Linked DNA regions of Mus musculus: regions 1 and 3 are each linked to region 2. A link is a contact called in ENCODE Hi-C or POLR2A ChIA-PET data. All regions are on one chromosome and are shown on one strand. The core of a region is the stretch at or near the end of the contact, and the rest is flanking DNA. Distances in the headings are between cores, read along the strand shown.

Region 1 (4,468 bases), core at 1,636-4,135, 210 kb after region 2:
TGCATGTTTTACCTGCATGTATGTCTGTTGACTACATGCATGCAGTGCCCTCAAGGGCCAAAAGAGGGTGTCAGAACATATCATCTGGGGCTGCAGTCACAATTGCCTTGCAGATGCTTGGAACTGAACCTGGGTCCTCTGCAAGAGCAGCAAGTTCTCTTAACTCCTGAGCCATCTCTCCAGCCTGATTTTATTGTCTTGACATTATATTGTTCAAAGACTTTCCAAGAGACATGTTTTTCTTTCCCTCTTGTGTGTGTGTGCGCATGTGTGTGTGTGTATAATTACAAAGTGTTTCCTAGAGTGTACTGGGGAGGTCAACAGGCTGACAAGGTAAAACCAAATAGCACAAAGGTTGCAGCAAGGGAGTTATAACATGTTTTTCTGTAAATGGAGCTTATGGCTTGTTCAAGAGCATCCTAGAAAACTGCAGGCTTATATCTGCAAACAGAGTAAGAAATCATATACTCTTAGGCCATAAGCATGGCTCATTACTATTTTAATGTTCTTATTTGAAATAGCCCTATATAAAAGAAATGTTGCCGGGCATGGTGGCACATGCCTTTAATCCCAGCACTTGGGAGGCAGAGGCAGGCGGATTTCTGAGTTCGAGGGCAGCCTGGTCTACAGAGTGAGTTCCCAGGAGAGCCAGGACTACAGAGAAACCCTGTCTCGAAAAAAACAAAACAAAACAAAACCAACCAAACAAAAAAAGAAATGTTGTCTCTAATAGGCAACTTTCACAGAAAATTTTGTGTGTATGTATGTGTGTGGTCCTTGCTTTCTACCAGGTCTGAAGATGGGCCTCTCTTCTGTTGTTTGCAGCTGTGCATTAGACTAGCTGACCCATGATTCTAGGGAATATCCTGTCTCCACTCCCCATCTTTCCATAGGAGTGTTGGGATGTGCTAACACATCTGGTTTAACATGGGTTCTGGAGATTCATATTCAGACCCTCAGGCTTGCATTGCGAGTACTTTGTCCCTGAGCCATCTTCCCCAGTCCTCTGAACTAGAATCCCGATTCTCAGATGGTGAGACCTCAGTGAAATTTTGGAATAACACACCTTTTTCCTCAAATTTCCTGTCCCCATCTAAGAATCTAGTCATTTCAAGAAATTCCCTCACTCTATAATTTGGGGGATTTAGGGTTCACTGGCCCAAATTCATTCACATACAATTCAATGGTTTCCAAAATATGATTCACATTCACTGTTGTCCCAAGTACACTTTTAAAAGAAAACAAATAAACCATAACAAAAGTGTTGGTTGTGGGGGCTGTGTAGCCACGGGGACCGGAGCCTAGAAGCAGCACCCACATAGCAAGCCAGGAGTCCTGTGCAGGCCTGTAGTTACAGAGGCAAGTCCAGTGCGGACAGAAGGACCACTGTGGATAGCTTCCACTTGGTTGAGAAAACTCAGCCCCAAGTTCAGAGAGAGAGAGAGAGAGAGGGAGAGAGAGAGAGAGAGCTGGATGCCCTCATCTCCTGTGCATTTGCATAAGTGCTCACATTCACACACATGTGCATATATACTCACACACATAAATAATCTAAAGGAAATATGATCCTGAAGGAATTCTTTGTATACATTTCACACTACATGGACATCAGAAGTTAGCTCAACAATAGAACATTCAATAACATTAATTTTCTGTTTTCTCACCAACCGTCTTCTGGCCCGGAAAGCACAGTTAAGATCAATAAGCCCAGTCATGGTGGCTATACCTTTAATTCCAGTACTCAAGAGACAGAGGTAGGCAGATCTCTGAGTTTGAGGACACAGAGAGTTCCAGGACAGCCAGGGCCACATAAAGAAATCCTGTCTCTGAAAACCAAAAACCAAACCAACTAGCATAAAGTTGGATCCAGGCATAGTGGTGCAAGCCTTTCAACCCAACAACACTTGGGAGGCTGAGGCAGACCGATCTCTGTGAGTTTGCACCTACACAGTGCGTTCCAGGACAGCCAGAGCTACATAGCGAGATCGTGTCTCGGAAAGAAAAGAAAGAAAAACAAAGTTGGAGCTTAGAGAAAGACCAGATAAAATATGAAACTAAATCTTTATTATTTTTAAACGACGTTGTTTGTTTTTAGACAACATCTCTCTATGTAGCCCAGTTACGCCTGAAACTGTCTAATTAGTCTGGGCTGACTTGAAACACATGATCCTTCTGCCTCAGCCTCTCGGAGAACAGGGACTATTTTAAAAAGAGTATTTTTGATAAGTGCTTCACATCAAGTCTATGTAGCCCCGGAAAGGAGCAGAGGCTTGTGAACCAGATTTTCAACTTAACGTCTAAGACTGCATTGTAGGTAATTCTATTCTCACTTTACAGTTAAGGAAATTGAGTTACCGAAGGGTTATGTAACTTTTCCAAGCCACTGAATTAGCAAATAGCAAAGACAAGAGTCTCTCTTTGCCTTTCTTCCCTATCAGCTCCCCGGTAACCCCACACTCACTGACAGCTCTGCGACCGGCAGTTTCAGTTCGGTTCAAACTTCAGAAGACCAACCCTCTCACTACGCGCATGCTCACTTTCAATACTTTAAAAAAAAAAACTACTTAGAACAAATAAATGCGCTCGCTCCTTATGCGAAGAGCTCTGCTGAGGGCTTGTCTTTTTTCGACCCTCGTTTCCCTTCTTCTATTTAGGAAGGCTAATCACGCATGTTCAATTTCAATTTATCAACTTCAGATATGGTACGCATGCTCCGTGTCCGGCAAACGCCTTAGACAGAAACGCGCAAGCTGTACTTTCCCGGCTTGGCTTCGGACGGTGTTCTGCGCATGCTCCTGCCAGTACCTGGCCCCGGGAGCTAATGCTACGCATGTCCGCTGCCCACTGTATGGCTTCAGAAGACTTTGTACGCATGCGCCGGAGCTGAACTTGAGGAGCCAGTCTGGGGCCTAGGCGCAGACGCATTGAGCTTAAGCAGCCGGTGATGGCGGCAGCAGCCGTGGAGTCTGCGGCGGGTCCGGGCCCATGAGGCGACGACGGAGGCGGGACGGCTTTTACCTAGCGCCTGACTTCCGACACAGGGAAGCTGAGGACATGGCAGGAGTGTTTGACATAGACCTGGACCAGCCAGAAGATGCAGGCTCTGAGGATGAGCTGGAGGAGGGGGTGAGGCCCGGGGTCCCCGGGGTATGGGCGGCGGGGTGGGGGGGCAGCGGCGAGGTGACAGGGCCGGGGTGGCGGCGTGGGCCCGGGAAGCCTGGTGTGCCCGAGGGCGTGGAGACCCGGGGGGGACGCGAGCGGTCTCCGGGAGGAGCTGAGGCGCCGCGCGGCCGAGTCGGGGAGCGGGCGGGCGGGCGGACGGACCTGGCCCTAGGTGTGAGGCCTCTGCGGGGCGCGCAGGTGCAGGGCTCGCCCTGATCCCTAGCTGAGCGCTGCCCCGGAGCAATGTGTTTCTGGAGCGCCGAGGAGAAAAGGCGCGCGGTCGGCTTCTGGAGCTGTGGGGCTTGAGTGCGGCCCGGGTGGTGTGAGCGTGTGCTGGGGGTGGGGAGGGCCGATCTTGTTGGGGTGTCCCCCTTAGTGCAGGTGAGATGCGGAAGGGTTTCCCTGTGGAGTGTAAGATTGCAAGCCTTAAATCTTCAGACTCCCCACAACCACCTCTCTTCTCGGCCTGTCGCTTCTCTCCTAGGAAGCGCTCAGCTGTTAGAAGTGACAGCTGAAAACTTCTGTCGGGAGTAGCACTGCTGTGACAGCCACCAGGAGTTTTATTTCGGGAGCAAGGGGGCTCTGCTGCATCTTCCAGGGTTTGTTTGTTTGCCTTTTATTTTTAACCCCCCTTCCGTGTGACTTTTTAAAGGAAAAAAAAACCCCCATTCATAACGACACACGGCATTTGTAAGTTAATTCCCTTCAAGTTGAAGATGTCTATATTTTTTTTTCAGAATAATTTATGTAATTGTAGGGTGGGAAAAAAAGCGTTGACAGCTGTGATTTGTCTCGCCAAAAATAAATTGCTTGAACCGAGACTTGTGAATAGTGGTGTGAGGGTTTTCCTTGCTGAAGTTTAAATTTAGAGTCGCTTTTCTAGTGCACATCTTGGCTTTACCTTTGCTGTCCTAGTAGTTTGTTATTTATGTATACCATTTTTTCTACAGTAATACTTACTGAAACGTACATATTTTACACCAAGGGTTAAAAAAATACATCAAACTAAATAACCAATCTTGGACAAATGTCATCAGTAATAACCTCCTAGTGACTTTAAATGTCTTTAAGTCATCTGTAGAAGAATATGGGTTTATGGCTGATGTTAGATAGTTGCTGTATTTACATGGGGTCTCCTTCTCACCCCCAGTTTTCCTTTAGTGAATAAATTGTGCCCTTCTGGCAAACTATTGAAATGCTATGTATAAAGGACTTTGAACACTTTAGGAAATTAAGTGGGCCCACATAGATTATTCTTTTCATAATCAAGTGAGTCTCAGTTAGAATTTCAGAGTTCTAAATGTGG
Region 2 (4,321 bases), core at 662-3,161:
AGTTGCTTTTACTGTTTTTCTCCAATACTGCCTTTCATATTTAGGCTGAGAGGAGAATCTGGCAGGCAAGGCAGCAGTCCTATTAATAAGCAGAATGATTTGGGATATCACCATCTACTTTTCTTCTTTCTAAATGATTTCTGAAAACAACTCATTCTTGAAATTTCTATGTGTGATGACAAAGCAGTCTCAGCGCACTTTTTGGTTAGGTATTCCACACCAAGGAAGTAAAATCAACTGCTCTGGGGATTTGAAATGTCCTTTCATGCAGGGTCTGTATGAAAATACAAGGCCCTTGTCAATAAATTGAAATGTGGTGATCTGTTCATGGTGAAGCTCTTACATCCCAAATTCTGAGATTGAAAGTGCAATTCTATTAAGCTACTGACATTTCTGTAATAAAACAGTAACTCCCTTAGGATTTTAATTTAAAATTTGCCCACCTCTAGAAAAGGACAAAGTCTTATGAAAACAATCTTTTCAAACATTGCAGGACAGGGCACATTCAAGTGCTTAAGTGAAATTATGTAAACACAAAACATCCTAAATATGGTGGCAAGGCTCTTCTTCAAGGGTCTGTTGTCTGCCTTCTCACTTGCCTGGTTCTCCTCTCAGCCCAGATATGAAAGGCAGTATTTGGGGGGAATACTAAACGCAACTGAAATGACTAAGCAGATTTCTCTAAGCAAAACCGCTTACGCAAAATTATTGTACACCCAGTGGTTGTCTTATGTTCTTTAGGTTGAAAGGGGCATTGAAAGTAATTTCCTCAAGAACTTTCAGGGGGATTAAGACGAACTATGTGGAAATGAACTCTCTAAATCTTCCTTATATTGGTGCTATTGTGAGACATTACACCTTACACTTTAGCAAGAGCTCTGGGGCGGCTATTAATCGCTAATGAATGCTGCAGATAGCTTACTGCTGTAGGAAGGCAAGGTGCTCCGGTTTTGAAGGGCTTATTACATCGCCCACCCTGTAACTACAGGTAATGGTCCTACTACCATGTATGACTAACAGTCAATCCCTCAGCTCCAAGACAGCCCCTGAGGTTTCTTTCCCTAGCCATCCTTTGATCTACATCTTTTAAGCTTTTTCCTGTGGCCGAACCCTCCAGTTCTCGAAGGCCAAACTGATCTCTACACTAGGCTGATCTAAGTCCACCAAAATGTCCGCGGAAGCGCTCTCCAGGGGCCAGCAGGAGATTCTTCTCCCATGGCCTTCCCTGTCCTTTGAGATGGTTTATCTGAGGATCTCGAGGAGCCATCCGGCTCTCCTGGCGTCAGAAGGGCGTGCGTCAGGGCAAGGAAGCTTGCAGCTCAGTACGGTCCCCCTCCCTGAGGTGTCAGCAACCACCCACTGCGCGAAACCAGGCGGGGGAGGCGCGCCGCAGCCAGCCGCCCGAGGAGCTCTGCGGCGGGGCCGTTTCCCTTAGTCACCGCGGCACCCACGCCGCGGCCTTCTCCTCAGGCACTCGGTGTCCTCACGCCCAGGCCGCCACGCCGGCAGGGGGCTCAACCGCCACCTCCTCCCCAGGAGCAGCGGCCAGTATCTTGCCTCTCGCCCTCCACTCTGGCAGCCTTCAACCGACCCTTCCCTACCCGCATCACGTGCACCGGGAAGTGCGTGGGTGGGTCTTACAGCGCCTACGGAAATGACGTAGTTCGCCCCGAGTCGCATGATGTGGCAAAATGTTAAAAAAAAAAAAAAGTGGGAGGGGGGAGGGGAGAAGGGAGAAACCGGAGCCTGGGGAAAGTGATGAGTCTAGAAAAAGTAGTCCCTCGGTTCCTCTGTTTCCCCGCAGCCGCATCAGCGAAGAGCGCTCCGCGCACTGCGTCCCTGAATCCCTACGCCCGACCGCGGCGCGGCGTCTGTGGAAGGCTACATAAGGCGGACGGCGTGAGGAGACTGGGCGGAGTTCTGCCTCGGGATCCTTCCGCAGGGCTCAGCCGTTTCCGGAGTCTGCGCTGCTCCCGGTTCCGCCATTGCGGCTCTCCCGGCCCCTGGAGCCTCCGCCCCCGACCCAAGCTCTCTCGTCTGCCTGCCAGTTCCCTGCGTCCCCGGAGAGTATCCCTCTGAGCCCAGCCTCCCCTCCCCTTCCCCGTCTCCTCCTCTCCCTTGGAGAGCCCGGGCAGGCACTGCCCTGCAGCCCCAGTGACAGGAGGAGACCATACTCCCCGACAGCGCCATGGCCCAGATTCTGCCCATTCGCTTTCAGGAGCATCTCCAGGTACGTGTGAGTCGGGGCTGCTGAGGGACTTTTCGAGGGTCGTGGGAAGGAAGAAGCTAGCGGCCTGGCCCGAAAGGGATCGAGAGAAGGGGAGTGGGGGGTGTCGGTATTTGGCATAGGTGGAGGAAGGACAGTGTCTTAAAAGCTTAAAGGGTTAAATGATATGAGACTAGGATGGAAATGACGAATCGGAGTGCAAAGGGCGGCGAGGCCAGGCCTTACGTCTGACGACCTCTTATTCTGCTTCCTGGATTGCAAGAACTGCGCATACCAGACCCCCCTTCCCATTTTACTCAGTTCATTCATTTGGGTAGGGGCTAGGTGGGGGAGCTTCTCGCGCGTTTCTCCCAGAGCAAGATTTCTCGTTAACCCTGAGCGACGCGGGGCTGTCACCTTCCCTTGGTCTATTCCCATTTCTACATCGAGTCTGCACCCAGGAATTGTGTGGCGGGTGGGTTGGGGAGGAGCTGCATCCTCCCTCTGCAGCTCACCACTGAGAAAGGCACCTTGGGGTTAGGGTAGCAGTGGCTCGTGGCTTGCCTTCCCTGAATCTATAAGGAACCGAAGGTCACACTCACTGAAGGAACAGAAAGAAGATAGAGGGGCGGCAAGGGGCGGTGTCAGTCTCGGTGCCTGGGGTCAAGGTCCCAAGGGGAACGCGCATATTTTTCCTTTCTTGGTTTCTTCAGAGGGTTAGTGTAGCTCTTAGGCTCACTTTGATTCTTGCAGGTAGGGAGAGTTATTTAGAGGTTATTTATGGCCTTTTGGAATTTAGCAGGTAGTTGTGGGATTACGGCAGGAGTATGTCTCACAGGACTGCGTGGAATTCATCAGAGCCGGGTTTAAGTGCATACCTGCTCTGTGTCAGTACCTAACAAGTTGATCTGTAACTGGCTCCTTTTTAATAGTCTGGGGCGTCCCCCCTCCGCCCCCCACTGCACCTTATCCTGGAGTCAATACACCATTGTCTAACCTGGCAACCTGCCAGCAGTTGGCCTAGGCAGGTGACTGTTGGAGGGCTTCGCTGAATTACGCTTCTTCTGAACTGCTGATTTTCCTGGTTCACTTGTCCCGACTCTTTGACATCATAATTTATTCATATTAATTTACTTTCCCTCAAGTATCCCCATAAAGAAATCTGCTTTCAGCTGCATCTTCTGAAGGGCTAATTTCATGAGGGGGAGGTGCAGTGATCCAGTTCAAATATTGGTAACTTATTGAGTGCTTTATCATTGAAGGCAATCTGATTTACTTTTCTTCATTGATATACATAAAAGATGTTTGATAATAAAGAGGGTTAACTAAAATTTAGCACCAAGTAAAATAATTAAATATTTCTTTATAGACTTTACCGTGTTGCTAACATTAACGAATTATTTTACTTTAGGACTTCTTTGCCCATTAAATGACTTGAATACATTTTCTTCAGTCATCACTAGTTTTCAAATAATTCATCTGATTTTGGCAATAAGATCTCTATTTTGTAAAGGTCTGAAAAATGTCAAGTGACAATGCTGACAGAGAAGTTAATTTTTGTTCTCAATTCAAGCTTGAGTTTCCTCTGTTAAGAATATAAAGTGTTAGGAAAGCACTGTTCTGGATGTTAGTGGACAGTGGGCTCTTCAGGCTGAGTTAAGAGGGAGGCAGCCTGTGTACACTAACAACAGAAAAAAATCTAGCTTTAATTAATTGCTTGCTTTAATTAATTTGACCATGATTTGGGTTGCTGTTTTTTCTTCTCCCATCTTTGGGATTAACACTTGGCCACACTGAAGTTACCAGAAATAGCTTTCTGCAAATATGTGTATAAACCTTACACAAAAGAAGCAAAGACAACTGCTGATGACATGACCGTTGCTGGTGATTTGAGTAATAGTTTTTCATTTCTATTAAACTCAAGACCAGAATTGTTGAATGGTCTTACAGACTGGAATCCAAACTTGTCACTAATTAAAAACAGATTTAATGCAGGTGTGGCATGTGAGTAGCAATTTCTGCAAATATTTGAAACTGTTTTCCAAAATTTAAAGATTTTGAATATTTATAAAATAGCTTTACAGATACACTTGAAGATCTCGGATGCTTATTTTC
Region 3 (4,066 bases), core at 960-3,459, 190 kb before region 2:
TTTATGCTGGTCCCCCCACCCCCACCCCGCAACCCCCCAGAGCTGACTAGGAAGTTAAATTGGGATACCATTGTCACACCACATTAAAAATGCAAGCAGCAAGGCAGAGCATGTCGGCCAGACAGCTCATTGAGACCAGAGGAGGGAAACCTGTGCTAATGGAGGGAGATGCCAGATTGCATGGTAAGCCCTGGCTTCTTTCTGTCACCTCTGTCTGTCACTGGCAAGCCAGAAGGCAGGCCAAGCTAGAGGGTGAAATGAGACTTCTGCCCATTGGGCATCATTGAGATCACGTACACAGCAGAAGAGGAGCCCTGGAATCCCCACTTAGGACTGGAACTGCTGAGGGGCCAGGAGCAAGGCAAATGATGAGTGCAGGCTCTTGTGCTGGGGTCCAAGTAAGAAGAGGGCAAACCAAAGGGTCTGTACTGGCTTTCCATGCCTAGCCACTGTGTGTGAGAGGCCACTGTGTGTGACATCCGTGCAGATTAATTCTCCCAGTGAATTCCTTGTCGGGCAACGTGAAGAACGGAGGGGTATTTAATTACTTGCAGTTCTGTTGTTAAATAAAGATCAACTTTGTCAGTGTGTCCCAGGCTTGCCATAGCTTCCCGAGTGCTGGTGTTACACACTGCACCATCACACCAGCCTGGCTACTCTCTTGTCATCTGTACCCCTGTCCATCAAGTCACCTGAGCTGGTAAAAATAGCCCGAGTGTGTGGGCTGCCTTCATCTCTGAACTGTTTATTCTGTCTTCACCACCTCCTGCCCCATGCCACCTGCCAGCTAGAGCTCTTGCTGGCCGCATGCTCCCTTCTGCATGGGCAGTCAGGTTGGTTGCGATTTGGGGTCGGTTTCCCAAATAAGTAACATGGATGTCTAACTATTGATTTGTCTTCTTGTATTTCAGTCCTTCCAGGGAAGTCAAGGGCGAGCCTACCTCTTCAACTCAGTGTGAGTGTTTCTGACTGGGTACCTGTTTATTGGGTGCAAGTCTCGAGGGGCGGGGCAAGCACTCCTCTGATTCATCAATGACCTCTCTCTGCCTTAGTAATATTAGTAATAATAAAATCCCTAGGGGCATTCCCATTAACCACTGGTAGTCAGTTACCTTAGGGGAAATTTGGTTGGCATCATCTCCAACTAAAACTAATGGTACTCGCTGCAGTATCCCCAGCACAGGGAAAACTTAGAGGGGTCTCTGATAGACCTTCATCGTGGAGGTCAGCCAGACCTGAGATTTGTGACGGTGTGTGTGAGTGTGTGTGTGTGTGTGTGTGTGTGTGTGTGTGTGTGTGTGAGGGTGTATGTGAGAGAGAGAGAGAGAATGAGAAAGAGAGAGAGAAAGGAAGGAAGGAAAAAGGAAGGAAGGAAGAAAGAGAGAGGAAAGAAAGAACGAACGAACTTATGTTAGGGGCAAGGCTTAGGAAGAGCCTCGTCCCTTCTGCAGAGGATGTCGACACAGCCTGTCACGGGATTCAGCCTCTGACTTGGCTAGGAAGACAAAAGCTCGCAGACATCTGATAAACTGTGAAAGGAAATGTAGCTCATTCCTTGGAGCAGGTGTTCTGTAAAGCAGGTGTGATAGATACTCAAGGGTCACTCACCCTGATGATACAGACGGAAACACATGGTCTTGTTCACTGTCTTAGGCAATCCTCTGTAACCCCTGTGCAACCATCTCGAGGCTGAGCCTCCCTTTCAATTACAAGACCAGGGGGGAAGAGATGGCCAAGGCCGTGCTGCCAAGCCTGACAACACAGTTGGGTCGCTTGAAAGCTAAGCTTACTGTAGGAGGAAAGAACCCATTCCCAAAGCTGTCCTTGCCTCCATGAAGGCACCACAGCATGCATGTATCCACCCAACAAGTAAATGTAACGTGAGTTTTCTTTTAGTTACAAGATTATAAATTAGTGTCAGAAAATTTAAATCCTAAGCAAACTGTCATCCAGAGCTATTTTGGTCAACCCACAGAACTGAATCTTGCAGATGCAGGATTTATTCCCACGGAGACATTTCCATGTGGTTACCTTTGAGGCGATGGATGTTTCTCATTTCAGTTTTAGACCAGTTCCTTCTCCCTGTAGGCTTCCCTGGGAGTAGGCCTGTCCAGTCGGTTTTTGCCAGGAGCTCAGCTTGAATGACTAATGGCTGTTTATCCTTCTGACTAACCACCCGCTCGCTCTCTTTCTGTCTTTGGCACAGAGTTAATGTGGGCTGTGGGCCTGCAGAAGAGCGGGTGTTGCTAACAGGACTACATGCCGTTGCAGACATTTACTGTGAAAACTGCAAAACCACTTTGGGCTGGAAATATGTAAGTACAACGAGCCTGGGAGGGAGGGCCTCCTGGGTAAGGGATGCTTTCTTCCAAGGGCTGCCCTCAGCCCTGGGGGCTCGTACCTTTGTAAGAAAGGTAATCCTGTTCATCCCTTCACCTGGCCTGGAAACACTTCCGTGGGAGCGCACGAGTACAATTATTAGCAGGGCCTTAAAGCATCTCCTGAAAGCTGACTGTAACAACCCTGGGAAGACGGCTCAGTCAGCAAACTGCTTGTCCATAAACATGAGGACTTGTTGAGTTCTGATACCCAGGACCCTTGGGAAAAGCTGGGTGCAGCAATACATGCTTGTAATCCCAGAACTGGGTAGGCATAGACTCGGAGAATCCCCGAGGCAGCCTGTGCAGCCAGTGGGGGAGCTCCTGATTCAATGGGAGGCACTCAAAAAGGTAACTCAGGAAGACACTTGACACTATCCTCTGCCTAACACATCTTCATTTTCTCTTTCTCTCTCACACACACAAACACACACATGCACACACCAACAAGTATATACATATACACAAAAATAAGAAACACTAGCTATCCAAACATGGTCCTATACACTTACAATCCGTGCACTTAAAAGATTAAAGCAGGTAGATGACAGACCCAGATGGATCACATGAGACCCTGTTTCAATGAAGTAACAGAGACAGACAGACAGACAACTAACAAAATACAGAACTGTCTGAGTATGTTAGCTGGGCTTGGGTCTCTACAAAAGTATGATCAGTGCTTCCACAGTTACCAGCTAGTTTTTGCATGCCGTCTAAGCAGCAGAATGAGGCTCCAACGGGCTCTGTCTCTTAGCTGGCTTTATGCCCTCACGCTCAGCCTTTTCAGTGCTAAGCAATTCAATGTCACCTGTGCATTGCGGTACAAGCCTGTGATTTTTGTATTTTGGAGGAGGTGGCAGGAGGAGCTTGGCCTCTCTGGGGAACTAATAAAATCTCTTAAAAGATATAATAAAGTTTATTACAGGGAAATAAATTAAGGAGCAATGGGGCCGTGTGGTGGCGGTGATGTTAGGTCTTGCCAAGGGACAGATTGTCCTGAAAGTTGGGTCCTTTTCTTCAGCCCGCCACGAGCAGTTGTTACAGGAACGCACCACCACATGATCACAGTTCTGCTGTTGATCCTAGAACTCCTTCATCCATTGAGATGTTGGGTTAGAGGAAGAGATAACCCTGAGTAGGCTGGTTTCATTTGTTGCTTGAGGTTCGGGTTTGGTGATCTGACAATTTTATAAAAAGCTGTTGACTATAAACTTACTGGGAGTGAGTACTGTAGGAAGCACTTGCCTAGAAGCCCTGAACTTGACCCTGGCATCAGGAGAGGAAAAAAGATGGCGATCCACTCCCTATCGTGATGATGGGCAGGACATCGGGGAAGCATCCGATGGCTTGTATTGATCGCCTTGGTGTACCCAACTCTGTTCTGTTCCTTTGTCTTGGTATTTTTATGAACCTACAGAACAACCCTACAGTGCAGTGGCTCTCAACCTTCCTAATGCTGTGACCCTTTAGTACAATTCCTCATGGTGTGGTGACCCCCCAACCACAAAGTTGTTTCTGTTGCTACTTTATAACTGTAATTTTGCTACCGGTATGAATGATGATGCCAATATTTTTGAAGACTGAGGTTTGCCCAAGAGGTTGTGACCCATAGGTTGAGACACTGAGTAGCTAATCGGTTAGTTAAGTGAGCGGTTCCAGAGACTGACCCAGATTATTGACTTCCTGCT

The links. A loop is a pair of places that touch in the nucleus more often than their neighbours do. ChIA-PET counts read pairs that join two places held with the same protein, here RNA polymerase II (POLR2A).
Region 1: POLR2A ChIA-PET joins it to region 2 with 18 read pairs in embryonic stem cell. The contact joins the promoter of Rps6kb1 here to the promoter of Cltc in region 2. POLR2A ChIA-PET finds 5 or more read pairs at or near these places in 4 of 5 experiments (Patski and embryonic stem cell).
Region 3: a map of left cerebral cortex shows a loop between it and region 2 (2.5-fold over the local background). The contact joins the enhancer-like site here to the promoter of Cltc in region 2. A Hi-C loop is called at or near these places in 1 of 37 maps with a recorded cell type or tissue (left cerebral cortex). POLR2A ChIA-PET finds 5 or more read pairs at or near these places in 1 of 5 experiments (Patski).

Annotation. Positions count from the first base shown.
Region 1 is chr11:86,543,224-86,547,691 of GRCm38, reverse strand. It overlaps Rps6kb1 (ribosomal protein S6 kinase, polypeptide 1), which reads left to right and starts at 2,885. Exons shown (of 15, transcript NM_001114334.2): 1 at 2,885-3,126. The coding sequence starts at 2,986. It overlaps Tubd1 (tubulin, delta 1), which reads right to left and starts at 2,701. Exons shown (of 9, transcript NM_019756.3): 1 at 2,462-2,701.
Region 2 is chr11:86,755,157-86,759,477 of GRCm38, reverse strand. Cltc (clathrin, heavy polypeptide (Hc)) reads left to right here and starts at 1,911. Exons shown (of 32, transcript NM_001003908.2): 1 at 1,911-2,230. The coding sequence starts at 2,189. Gm42085 (a long non-coding RNA gene) reads right to left here and starts at 1,765. Exons shown (of 3, transcript XR_880101.3): 1 at 1,602-1,765.
Region 3 is chr11:86,942,822-86,946,887 of GRCm38, reverse strand. Ypel2 (yippee like 2) reads left to right here. Exons shown (of 5, transcript NM_001005341.3): 3 at 912-955; 4 at 2,207-2,315. Among named protein-coding and RNA genes, the nearest start is that of Gm51915, 38 kb to the left of the region's middle. Within about 2 kb of position 2,209, at least 2 of the 3 ENCODE cell types and tissues checked have a DNase peak (open chromatin) inside an H3K27ac peak, as active enhancers do; they include left cerebral cortex, where a contact is called at or near this core.